Linked DNA regions of Homo sapiens: region 2 is linked to region 1. Evidence: chromatin contacts called from ENCODE Hi-C or POLR2A ChIA-PET data. All regions are on one chromosome and are shown on one strand. The core of a region is the stretch at or near the end of the contact, and the rest is flanking DNA. Distances in the headings are between cores, read along the strand shown.

Region 1 (5,648 bases), core at 2,361-4,860:
CGTTCAAAATCATTATAAACAGAGGCAACAGCTTACAAGGTATCCTAAAGACAAGTGTGGGCTATTCTGAGGGGAGGATTGAAATATTTAATCATTTATTGAAAAGGTTTGGCCTAGTGATTATGCTCTGTTTGTGGGAAACTGAAAAGCCAGATGTTTTAATTAACCATGGAAAACACAAGCTACAACTAAAATTTCATGAACATACTGATCTGCCCCGTGGAAAACCACAGGAATGTTCTGGCAGGGCTCAGTCTGAATTCTTGGGACACAGAGGGCTGGAATCATTCCCCTTAGGAACTGAAACAGAAAATTAACTTGCTCAATATGCTTTAAAAAGTAAAGCGAAACCCAGATTTAATCTCAAATATAAAACATTACAGGACTTCAAAGGGCACCACAAAAAGACACATAAGTGGGGGCTATAAAAAATTCTAATGCGGTTCAGGATTTAGAATATATTTACATTGCAATATGAATGGTGTAATAGAAAATTTTATAGGCTACATAATCCAAAGGGGAAACGAATAATCTTTCATTTCCTAATAGAGGAAATTATATATGAAACCAACATTCAACAAGTAAATCATAAATATTATCAAACGTATAACATAACTGGGCAAAAGGAATCCCTTAACTATCCTGCTGCCAAACATGTGGCCTAGCCCACAGGCGCTGCCATGCTTTAGCTAGAGGAATCAGGGCTTAAGGAAAAACAGTGTGGAAATAACTTATGCTCACTGGTGGTGCAGCTAGCAATTCTGGCACAGAAAACTCAATGAGGGAATCTTATGAAAGCAATTAGTGAACATTAAGAGCTAATAGATTAAGAAGTCTTCATTTGTTAATTATAGTAACAGTTATGACGACATCTGTATATGCCAAATATTGAAAGTCTATTCAAGAGGGGACAGGACAAATGTTATTTTCAGATACTGGGTCCACAGTTCTATTTCTGTAAATCAAAACAGTCCTCGTCACAAGTGTGCTAAGCATAACATTACATTAATCTCTACCTTCAGTTGAAACCTCAGTCCCAAAAATCATCTCGAAAGGAACAGCAGAAAAAAAGCAAAATATCAAGTTATATATGTATGGTATGATCCCAATTTTGTTCTACAAACTGAGTGCATATAATCTAAAGACACCTAAGTATGAACAACAGCACTTTTGGGTTATGGAATGGAAAGCTATTTGTATTTTCTTTCTAGTATTTTCCAAATTTTCTACAATTAACATGTATTTTAAGAGAATTTTTAAATAAGGGGTTTAAGACTGCAGGAATACAAATCAGAAATGGGGTATCTATGCTATATTAGCCTGATCTTCGGTCTGCCTCTTATCTGAACAGAGCTAACAAATGAAGAAGTATTTATCTGATCACAGAAGTTCTTAATTTACACGTTCAAAACCCAAGTGTCCAGTAACACTTCCAGTGATGAACAACACTTTCCTAGAAATAAAAAATTCTTTTTTACTCTGCAAACTTGCCACAGACAGAGAACCATAGTTGTTTCCCTCCCTCACCTATCGCATCCAAATTTCTCTATCACTGGCCATGCCATAAAACTGTCACTAAGTTAAAAGAACGGGCTGGGCATGGTGGCTTATGGCCTGTAATCCCAGCAATTTGGGAGGCTAAGGCCAGAGGATCACTTGAGCCCAGACGTTCAAGACCAGCCTGGGCAACAAAGAGAGGCCTTGTCTCTACAAAAATTTAAAAAATTAGCCGGGCATGTTGGGACATGCCTGTGGGCCCAGCTATTTAGGAGGCTGAGGTGGGAAGGTCACTACAGCCTGGGAAGTCGGGGCTGCAGTGAGCCATGTTCACGTCACTATACTCCAGTCTGGGAGACAGAGTGAGACCTTGTTTCAAATACACAAATAAATTAAATAAATAAAAGAATGCCTCCTGGTGTTACCTACTCACAGGAGCAGGGCCCTTAATGACTCCTGGCACACTCATTTCTGATGCTCTTGGCATCCTGAAAAACACAAGACACAATGGTGGAATCTTTACACTGGGGCCTTGGCAACCCATTGCTCTAATAAGCCCGTGCCCAGAGAGGTAAAATGTCTTTCCCTCAGCCACACAGCCAGCAAAGCAGGAATGAGAGTCCAGACCATTTGCCTCCACTTTGACCAAGTGCTCTTTCCACCACTATGACATTTCAGCATGAACTCTTGGAAATAAACTTTGTACAAATCACGTGCAGGTATTAAATTCATACCAGCAAAACCAGAAGAAGAAGACAGAAATTTATTCTACCAAAAATGAAACGCATGCAGGAGAAAAAGTGAAGACTCAATCCTAGGCTAAAAAAGACACAGCTCTGCCTAGAACATGTTCAACTGAAGAAACAATGAGTGCACTGTGCTTGGGCAGCAGGTGTCCTGAACAGAAACTGCCTATCACACCGAAAGCTTTCTGGTCCTAGCACTGGCCCTGTTGATAACACTACAGTCCCACTGTTCAAAGAAGAACAAAAGGCTTTCAACAAGATAAAACTACACTTGCACCAAGCCACCTGTGAGAGACAGGAAAGATGCATGCACCAGTGTTAGAAATAATAAATGTCTGAAGGCATCAAGTCTGGCCTCTTACTTCCAAAATGACCCAAGTCTTAAGGGAAAGACATTAGTGGTTTCAAAAATTAAGAGATGCCAGGCACGGTGACTCATACTTGTAATCCTAGCACTTTGGGAGGCCAAGACAAGTGGATTGCTTGAGCCCAGGAGTTCGAGACCAGCCTGGGCAACATAGTGAGACCCTATCTCTACAAAAAATTTTAAATATTTATCCAACATGGTGACTCATGCCTGTAATCCTAGCACTCTGGGAGGCTGAAGCAGGCAGATAACTTGAGGCCAGGAGTTCAAGACCAGCCTGGCCAACATGCCAAAACCCTTTCACTTCTAAAAATACATAAATTAGCAAGGCATGGTGGCACACGCCTCTAATTCCAGCTACTCAGGTGGCTGAGGCAGGAGGATCACTTGAACCCAGGAGGAGGAGATTACAGTGAGCTAAGATAGCAGCACTGTACTCCAGCCTGGGCAACAGAGTAAGACTGTCTCAAAAAAAAAAAAAAAAAAAAAAAAACCCGGGCATGATGGCACATGCCTGTGGTCCAGCTATTCAGAAGGCTGAAGTGGGAGGATTGCTTGATCCTGGGCGGTTGAGGCTGCAGTGAGCTGAGGTCTCACCACTGCACTCCAGCCTGGGCAAGAGAACAAGACCCCGTCTCAGAAAAAAAAGAAATAAAGAAAACAATACAGTCACTAATAATTAAAATAATCCTAATCCTTCATCGCTTATGTCCACACAGCCTTGGAGTAAGAGCAGGCTTTTTTCTCTCTTCTTCAAGATTATTTCTTTGAAACATTGTTTACTTCCACTTTTTGTGTTACATCTACCTATGGTATCCACGCCACACCAATCAGAAACCCAGGAGTCTCACAAAATGGGAATAGTCTGAAAAGCCAGGGGAGAGAGGAGGACAGGTGGCAATGACAAACTCAGAAACAATCCCTGAAAGGTCTTTACTGAGCTCCCTTCTCGTCATCCTTTCCCGACTGTGCATCAGGGCAACAAAGGCATGAACTGTGAGGCTGCGCATAAAGCCGCGGCCCGGGCTGATGTGATCTGGCTTTGCGAGAGCCCGAACAAACACAATGGCTCTGTCCCGCCTCAACTGAGAAGTCAGGCGCTGGGTGAAAAAAGAAAATGCTTTTTCTCCACCCAAAACCACTTCTCAAACCCCTACCATATATTCCCGTGACGGATCCTGAAGGCAACACAATGTCAGCAGTTTATTTATTCCCTTTGATGCCTCAGTTCTAACAGTAAACATTAATGTCTGCAGCAGGCAAACGGAATCAGGGTCTTGTTGGTATTTCACAATGAAATCATAGCTTTGTGGTGAGTATTGTTCCAGTAACACCTTAAAGTCATTTGTAAGATAATGAGGGTAAGTTTAAATGTAGCAGTCTGATAAAATAACCTCTAACCCAAGAATCACAAAGTAGATTAAAGCTTACTGAAGTCACCAAGTTATTTTTCTCAACAGAAGACTAAACAGAAATGAGAACTGGATTTGATTCATAGATTGTGAAATCCTTTTTTATTCAAAACCTTGGTCATATGTCAGTTGGTCTTTGGCCTCCGTGAATGGATCTGGCAAAATGTGCACCCAGACACTGCCACCATTTGAGGATCTTCAATGTTTGGCCAGCTTTTTTTTTTTTTTTTTTTTTTTTTAAATGAGGAGTTTCCCTCTTGTCTCCCAGGCTGGAGTGCAGTGGCACAATCTCAGCTCACTGTAACCTCCACCTCCTGGGTTCAAGCGATTCTCCTGCCTCAGCCACCCAAGCAGCTGGGATTACAGGCGCGCACCACCACACCTGGCTAATTTTGTAGTTTTAGTAGAGACAGGTTTCACCATGTTGGCCAGGCTGGCCTCAAACTCCTGACCTCAGGTGATCCACATGACTCAGACTTTTTTGTTTTTACTAATGTCACAGGGAAGGTCTCTCCTTTTCAAGCCTGATTCCAGAAATATCCACCAAGCCAATTCAACACAGCTGAAATTTCTATGTCAAAATGACCAGGCAGACAAGGCAAGAAGGAACACACTGGAGCCCACTCCTCTAGGGCTGTGAAAATTTGTTTAATTTTGGGAACCATTGATTTACTGCATTAACTTACTTAAAAAAAAGTATTGGAATATTTTTATTATAAAAATTAGATTTACAGTATTGATAAATTTACAGGTTAAAATGTCTGGGAAAGAAGAATATAAATTGTTTGAAAGAATGAGGGTTCGTTAAAAAAAAATTTTCTTTCAAAAAGAATCTATCACAGGTAACCAAAAAAGAACTACTATGAAAACCGAAACTGGCATCCAACAAAGTCTGTGACTGATAACCTTAGGGCAGTTTGGAAAAGGGTTCATGTAATAACTTTCCCTGTAGGATTTCAACTAGGGGAAGGCGAATATTAATTAATTAATAGGTTCACTAATGTTTTTAAAGCTGTTCTGAAACAAGGGATGAAGAAATTAACAGATTTAGAGGTTGTGGTTCCAGGTCTGCTACTTATGACCCAAGGATAACTAACAGCCTCTTTAACCTCTGTTCCATCATCTATAAAACTAGGATGATACTATTAGCCAACTTCATGGAGCTGTCAACCATTCAAACTGAATATGAAAGCATTATTGAAACTATAAAGCACTATATTCATCCAACAAATATTTACTAAGAAACCACTATGCTGCTAGATGTGGCATTACCAATACAACCATGAACACTAAGACACAGCTCTTTCTGCACGGACTGACTCTAAGGGAAGCTGTGATCTGTGGGAAGGCTCAGGGGGCTAAAGGAACATGCAGGCGGCACCTAATCGGAATTCCAGACAAACACCAGGTATTGTGACGTTCCCAATACTTCTGGAAGGAAGTTTATCAGTGAAAAGTGATAGTGTCATTTTTAATTTTGGTTGCTTGTTAGCTCATTCATTTAGTACATTTTTTTAGCGAGCAATCACTATGTATCAGGTACCATTCTAGGTGATGGAGACTGGCACTAAAAAAAAATTTCTGCTTTAATGGGGCTGACATTTTGGTCATTCTTCATCTGTAGGA
Region 2 (5,242 bases), core at 2,100-4,599, 42 kb after region 1:
AAATGTAAAGTCATGTTTAATACCAAAAACACCCCCAACAAAAACAACAAATCACCCCCACACTAGAGCTACTATACTGGTCTGTAACTACTCTACCACACTCTAAGGCAAATTGATTCACAACAGTGTCTGTATGTTTATAGCACAAGAATGTCTTACACAGATGTACCCGAAATATTTTATAACCATAAATATGAATAACAGAGTCTTCCTAGTCAGACCTATCTAATTTCATCAGCCTTCTGAAATTATATCTTTCACTAAAGCAGCCTCAGGGTACAAATGCAATAAGATAACATTAATTAAAATACATAAAACCATCCAGGAGTAGCAAGTAGTATACTATGTTTTTTTAAAGAGCAGAAATTGAACTAAAAATAGTAATCACTATTTTGCCAGCTCAAAAAGCTAGGTCTTACATAGTGCCTGAAGCTACAATTCTATTACTACCAAGGTAGGATAATAATTAGTATGTTATTCACTTGTCTGGTATGCACCTAGCTTTGCAGGGCTGTGTATGTATGCTCACTTTGCAGCTAAGACCTTCGGTTCTCAGCAACCTGTTTGCCATTAAGCAGATTCCAAGAAGTTCAAAAATACAATGTGTCAACCCTTACACTATGTCAACAACTGTTTCACTCAAAAAAATGCAGAGTCTATACAATCCTATGGAAACACTCAGTATTACCACTGTTGTAGTTCAGATCTCTACTTTATCTGGAAACAAATTACTGCTGACTAGAAATAAAGCACCATCATTACCCATACCCTTGACTTACATTGCAATAAACCCACCATAAATTGAAAATATCATGAGTAAAAAATGCATTTAATACAGCACTATTATTATTACTAACTACAACTACTTTTGCACTGTTGGGTGTTCACAGCAACCCTATCAGGTAGGTATTAATCGATAAACATGCTCAATGCCATACAACTAGGACATTATGAAGCCAGAGCTGATACCTAAACTTGTCAGACTCCAAATCCATGCATTTGACTGTACTATATGTTCCTTTGAAATGCAAACAAATATTTAAGATGCATAGCAACAAAGAACTTAATTTTATCACTAAAATTCCTAGCTTCTGCACACATATAGGAATCATCAATATGAGAATGCTATTTTGTATTTTGTGTTTTCATTTAAGATTATTTCAAGTTTTAGCAAACAACCCCAGCACAGAAATAAAATCAAGTCAGAGATGAGCTTCTGTAAGAACTGTTTTCCTAATGAAGTGAAGATACAATGATACAAAATAAGATCTCAGGTAGCAAAAGGCAGCAGTCCTTTACTTGCCAAATATTAAAATGTAACACCTATCAAAATGGTGGGATTTCAGGTGATTTTTTAAAAAATGGCTTTTTATACTTTGTTATTTACTGCTGTGTTTCCTACTAAAAACCATGCCATTTTTATAACATGAAAAAAGATAAGAGTCTTTTAAATTTGAGAAAAACAAACAACATTAATAATACACAGTTGTACCAATAGGCTAATATTATACACACAAACTTAAGTTCAGAGCTTATCTGCAGAAGTCATACACAGATAGGAGATAAATGAATTTAATGACCATGGGCTATGAATTCAGAAGGCTTTGTTATCTTTACCAAACCATCAAGTACAATTCATGTTACCCTGGACGACTGTTCAGCTCATCAGAGACCCTATTTCCTCATTTGCAAAAAAGAATACTGTAATACTATCTATTGAACATGGTCATTGTAAGAATTAAATAAGCAACACAGACATTTATGTACACACATACACATTCATAAACTGTTAAGTGCCAACCAAGAGTTATTTATTATTATCAACCAAAACTTTTAAAATCTAAACTGAAAGATCCTTAAACAGACAGTACTCTCAATTCATTTATGTGACATGAGTTATCCATTTGTACTTTAGCTTCTTTTGTAATCCAAATCTCACTGCAGAGGCAAAGGAAAAAAGTTTCTATGTATGCATGTATGTATATATGTGTATACATACATAAACATCTATTGAGATTTATATATTTATATTTTTCCCAAATGAGATCCTCAATAGCATGAAAAATCATTACTCCTTAACTCTTTCCAATACATATTTATGCAAAAGAGTTTAGACTGTATAATACAGCCAGTTTTAAATCAGATTTCCATTCAATTCACATTAAAGTGCCTATAAACTGTGATAGGTGCTTTTAGTTATGTATCTTTCTATTCTAGGGGAACATGTGGAGGTTGGCTTGTAGAAAAGAAAATCTAGAGACAGAACAACCAATTAGCAGGCTTTGCCATCATGAAGGTGAGAAAAAAATGAAGACATCTGGGGACTGAAAAAGAAAACAGGTTCCAGAGACATTTCCAGCCCTATTGACAAGCTACCTCCATGAAGTAAAAGAAAAGAATCTTAAAGAGGCAGGAAGATTTCCAGCTGTGGTGCCTGTTGCAGACTGAATGTTTGTTCCCCTCCAAAATTCATGTGTTGGAATCCCAACTCCAAATGTGATGGTACTGGGAGGTGGGGTCTTTAAGAGGTGATTAGATCACGAGGGTACAGCCCTCATGGATGGGATTTGTGCCCTTATAAAAGATCCTCTACGAGCTTTCTGGCCCTTTTCTGCCATGTGAGGACACAGTGAGAAGATGGCCATCTATGAGCCAGAAAGCAGGACCCTAATCTGCCAGCACCTTCATCTCGAACGTTTTCCAGCTTCCCGAACTGTGAGAAATAAGTGTCTGTTGTTTTAGAGTATTTTGTTACAGCAGCCTGAACAGACTAAAACAGTGCCTGTGGGTGTGGGGATGCTTATGTGAACTAAGGTAAGGAACAAAGGCAGTTCTAACCGGGTTAAAAGTGGTGGCAACTAGCAGGGTGTGGTGGCACGTGCCTGTAGTCTGGGCTACTAGGGAGGCTGAGGCGGGAGGTTTGCTTGAGCCTGGGAGGCACAGATGCAGTGAGCCAAGATCATGCCACTGCACTCCAGCCTAGGTGACAGTGAGACCCCGTCTCAATTCAAAAAAAGAAAAAGTGGTGGCAACATACATGGCTGGTAGGAATGTAAACTGGAACCACCAATTTGGAAGACTTTATTAAACAACCTACACACCCCTTACAATTCAGCAATCCTACTCCTAAGAATATACCTAACAGAAATGCCTGGTAAGTGTCTACCAAAGGCAAATACAAGAATATTCATAGCATCATTATTCCCAGTAGCCATAAACTGGAAAACCAAATGTCTGTCAACAGTAAAGTGGATAGGCTGAAGTATATTCATATAATATATACAGTGGGAAAAACATGAGCTGTTGCTACTCACAACAACGTGGATGGTTGCACAGACGTGGTCAGAATGAAAGCACATACTGAATCACTTCATGATTCCATTTACACCAAGTTCAAAGAGGGAACACTTGCCTACAGTGATAAAGATACAATGGGAGGGGTACTGTCTGGAAGGGGCAGGAGGAAGGCCACAGGAGGGATAGGAATGTTATCTATCTTGACCTGGGTAATGGCTAAACAGTTGCATATATATGGAAAAATCAAGCAGTACACCTAAGATCTGTGTGCTTTCCCTTAATGTAAAAGGTTAATGGGTAAATAAAAGTCTCCCAGCCCCAGAGCATTACAGTGACAGTAAATCCCCTCCGAAAACAGCTCTCTGGCTGCTGCTACCTAACAATAAAACAGCCTAACCTCAGAAAATCAAGCAATAAAAGCATCTCAACAAATTAAAGTCCTCAGTACAAGTAAATAGCGGTATACTTCTCTCTCCTGAGGAAGTCATTAGCTAAGTATTCTGGACATGGCTCAGATTCTTCAGCCATAGAACTGTGGTCCTTACATAGTAAGTCATTTCCTTTCTTCTTCTTTCTCTAACACCCCAGACAAAACTAACTGATCCCTCCTCTGTGTTACATGAACAGGTTTCTCCACGATAACACTTACTGTCTGTGAACCCCTGGGAGACAGGCCTGGGGCCCATTCTCTTTTGTCTCCTAAGCACCTGCACGTTGCCTCAGCACAGGGTTGAAAATCTGTAACTGTTTCCTGAATTTAGTAAACAATTCAGCATGTCTTCAAATAGAAGTCCCTTAAAAATTCATGGCTAAAAATCAAAAGTCACATCTTCTTTCATTAATATTTAATTATCCAAATAGGTCCAATCTTACACGTGCTATTATTTTTTTTCATTAGAAAGTTGATAATCCCCCAGTGTTATAATCCTTGAAGAAATAAAAATGTCCCATAGTTTAACATACTGCTTAGTATTATTTCATTGTAGTATATTTGCTTTCTAAAACTTACTATATCAAAAGAATTTCCTACATAGGCTATTTTTTTTTTTTTTTTTTTTTTTTTTTTGAGATGGAGTCTTGTTCCGTCGCCCAGGCTGGAGCGCAGTGCCGCGATCTCGGCTCACTGCAACCTCCACCTCCCAGGTTCAAGCAATTCTCTGCCTCAGCCCGCGAGTAGCTGGGATTACAGGCACCCACCACCACACACGGCTAATTTTTATATTTTTAGTAGACACAGGGTTTCACCGTGTTGGCCAGGCTGGTCTTCAAACTCTTGACCTTGTGATCCACCTGCCTCAGCCTCCCAAAGCTCTGGGATTACAGGTTGTGAGGCACCGCACCCAGCTACAAAGGCTATTTCTTAAAGTTCTGTGATTATCTCCTCAGAAGAGGTAGGAAAAGAAGAGCAAGTATCCAGCATGGAAAAGGGATATGCATCCACCTTTGTATTATTAGGTTTGGATACTAAGTGTATTTTGTTGCATAGATTATGCACAAGACAACTTCATACTAATCACACATACCTGTCCATAAAAACACGGCTTGACTCCTGGAGTCAGCTAAACTTTACCTCCAAAGTAACATAAAGTGGTTGCGCCATACAAAGTAAAACACTTTAAGAAGATCTGAAAAGAAAAAAGCCAAAGAAAGCTAATCCTCTACTTCTGATTAAGGAGCTTTGAAGAAATGGACCAACGCTGGTCTGCTGTTTCTGATGAACGAGAGCAGCAAAAAGGCTAGCAGAAGAAAAACCAGAGAGCTGTGGTTGGCCCATCATTTCCCATGTGGACCATGCTTTGAGACCCAACCTGATCGATTCAATTCTCTCTGAGGAGAAGCTTGGCAGGGACCCAGCGGAGTCAGGTCACACCCAAGAGGTCAAAAACATCTCAATGACAGCAGCCTTGCCTATCCAGGAAGGAGAACGCTCAGACTGATAAAATAT

The links. A loop is a pair of places that touch in the nucleus more often than their neighbours do. ChIA-PET counts read pairs that join two places held with the same protein, here RNA polymerase II (POLR2A). Pooled maps may share reads with other maps.
Region 2: a map of ovary shows a loop between it and region 1 (2.1-fold over the local background). The contact joins two enhancer-like sites. A Hi-C loop is called at or near these places in 19 of 168 maps with a recorded cell type or tissue (Panc1, adrenal gland, aorta and 10 more), 1 of 37 single-sample maps with no recorded cell type and 8 of 50 pooled maps. POLR2A ChIA-PET finds 5 or more read pairs at or near these places in 9 of 52 experiments (AG04450, BJ, H1 and 4 more).

Annotation. Positions count from the first base shown.
Region 1 is chr4:41,143,246-41,148,893 of GRCh38, forward strand. All of the region lies in intron 1 of APBB2 (amyloid beta precursor protein binding family B member 2), which reads right to left. Among named protein-coding and RNA genes, the nearest start is that of APBB2, 68 kb to the right of the region's middle. Within about 2 kb of position 3,611, at least 16 of the 41 ENCODE cell types and tissues checked have a DNase peak (open chromatin) inside an H3K27ac peak, as active enhancers do.
Region 2 is chr4:41,185,907-41,191,148 of GRCh38, forward strand. All of the region lies in intron 1 of APBB2 (amyloid beta precursor protein binding family B member 2), which reads right to left. Among named protein-coding and RNA genes, the nearest start is that of APBB2, 26 kb to the right of the region's middle. RefSeq lists an enhancer at 3,621-3,700. Within about 2 kb of position 3,350, at least 2 of the 41 ENCODE cell types and tissues checked have a DNase peak (open chromatin) inside an H3K27ac peak, as active enhancers do.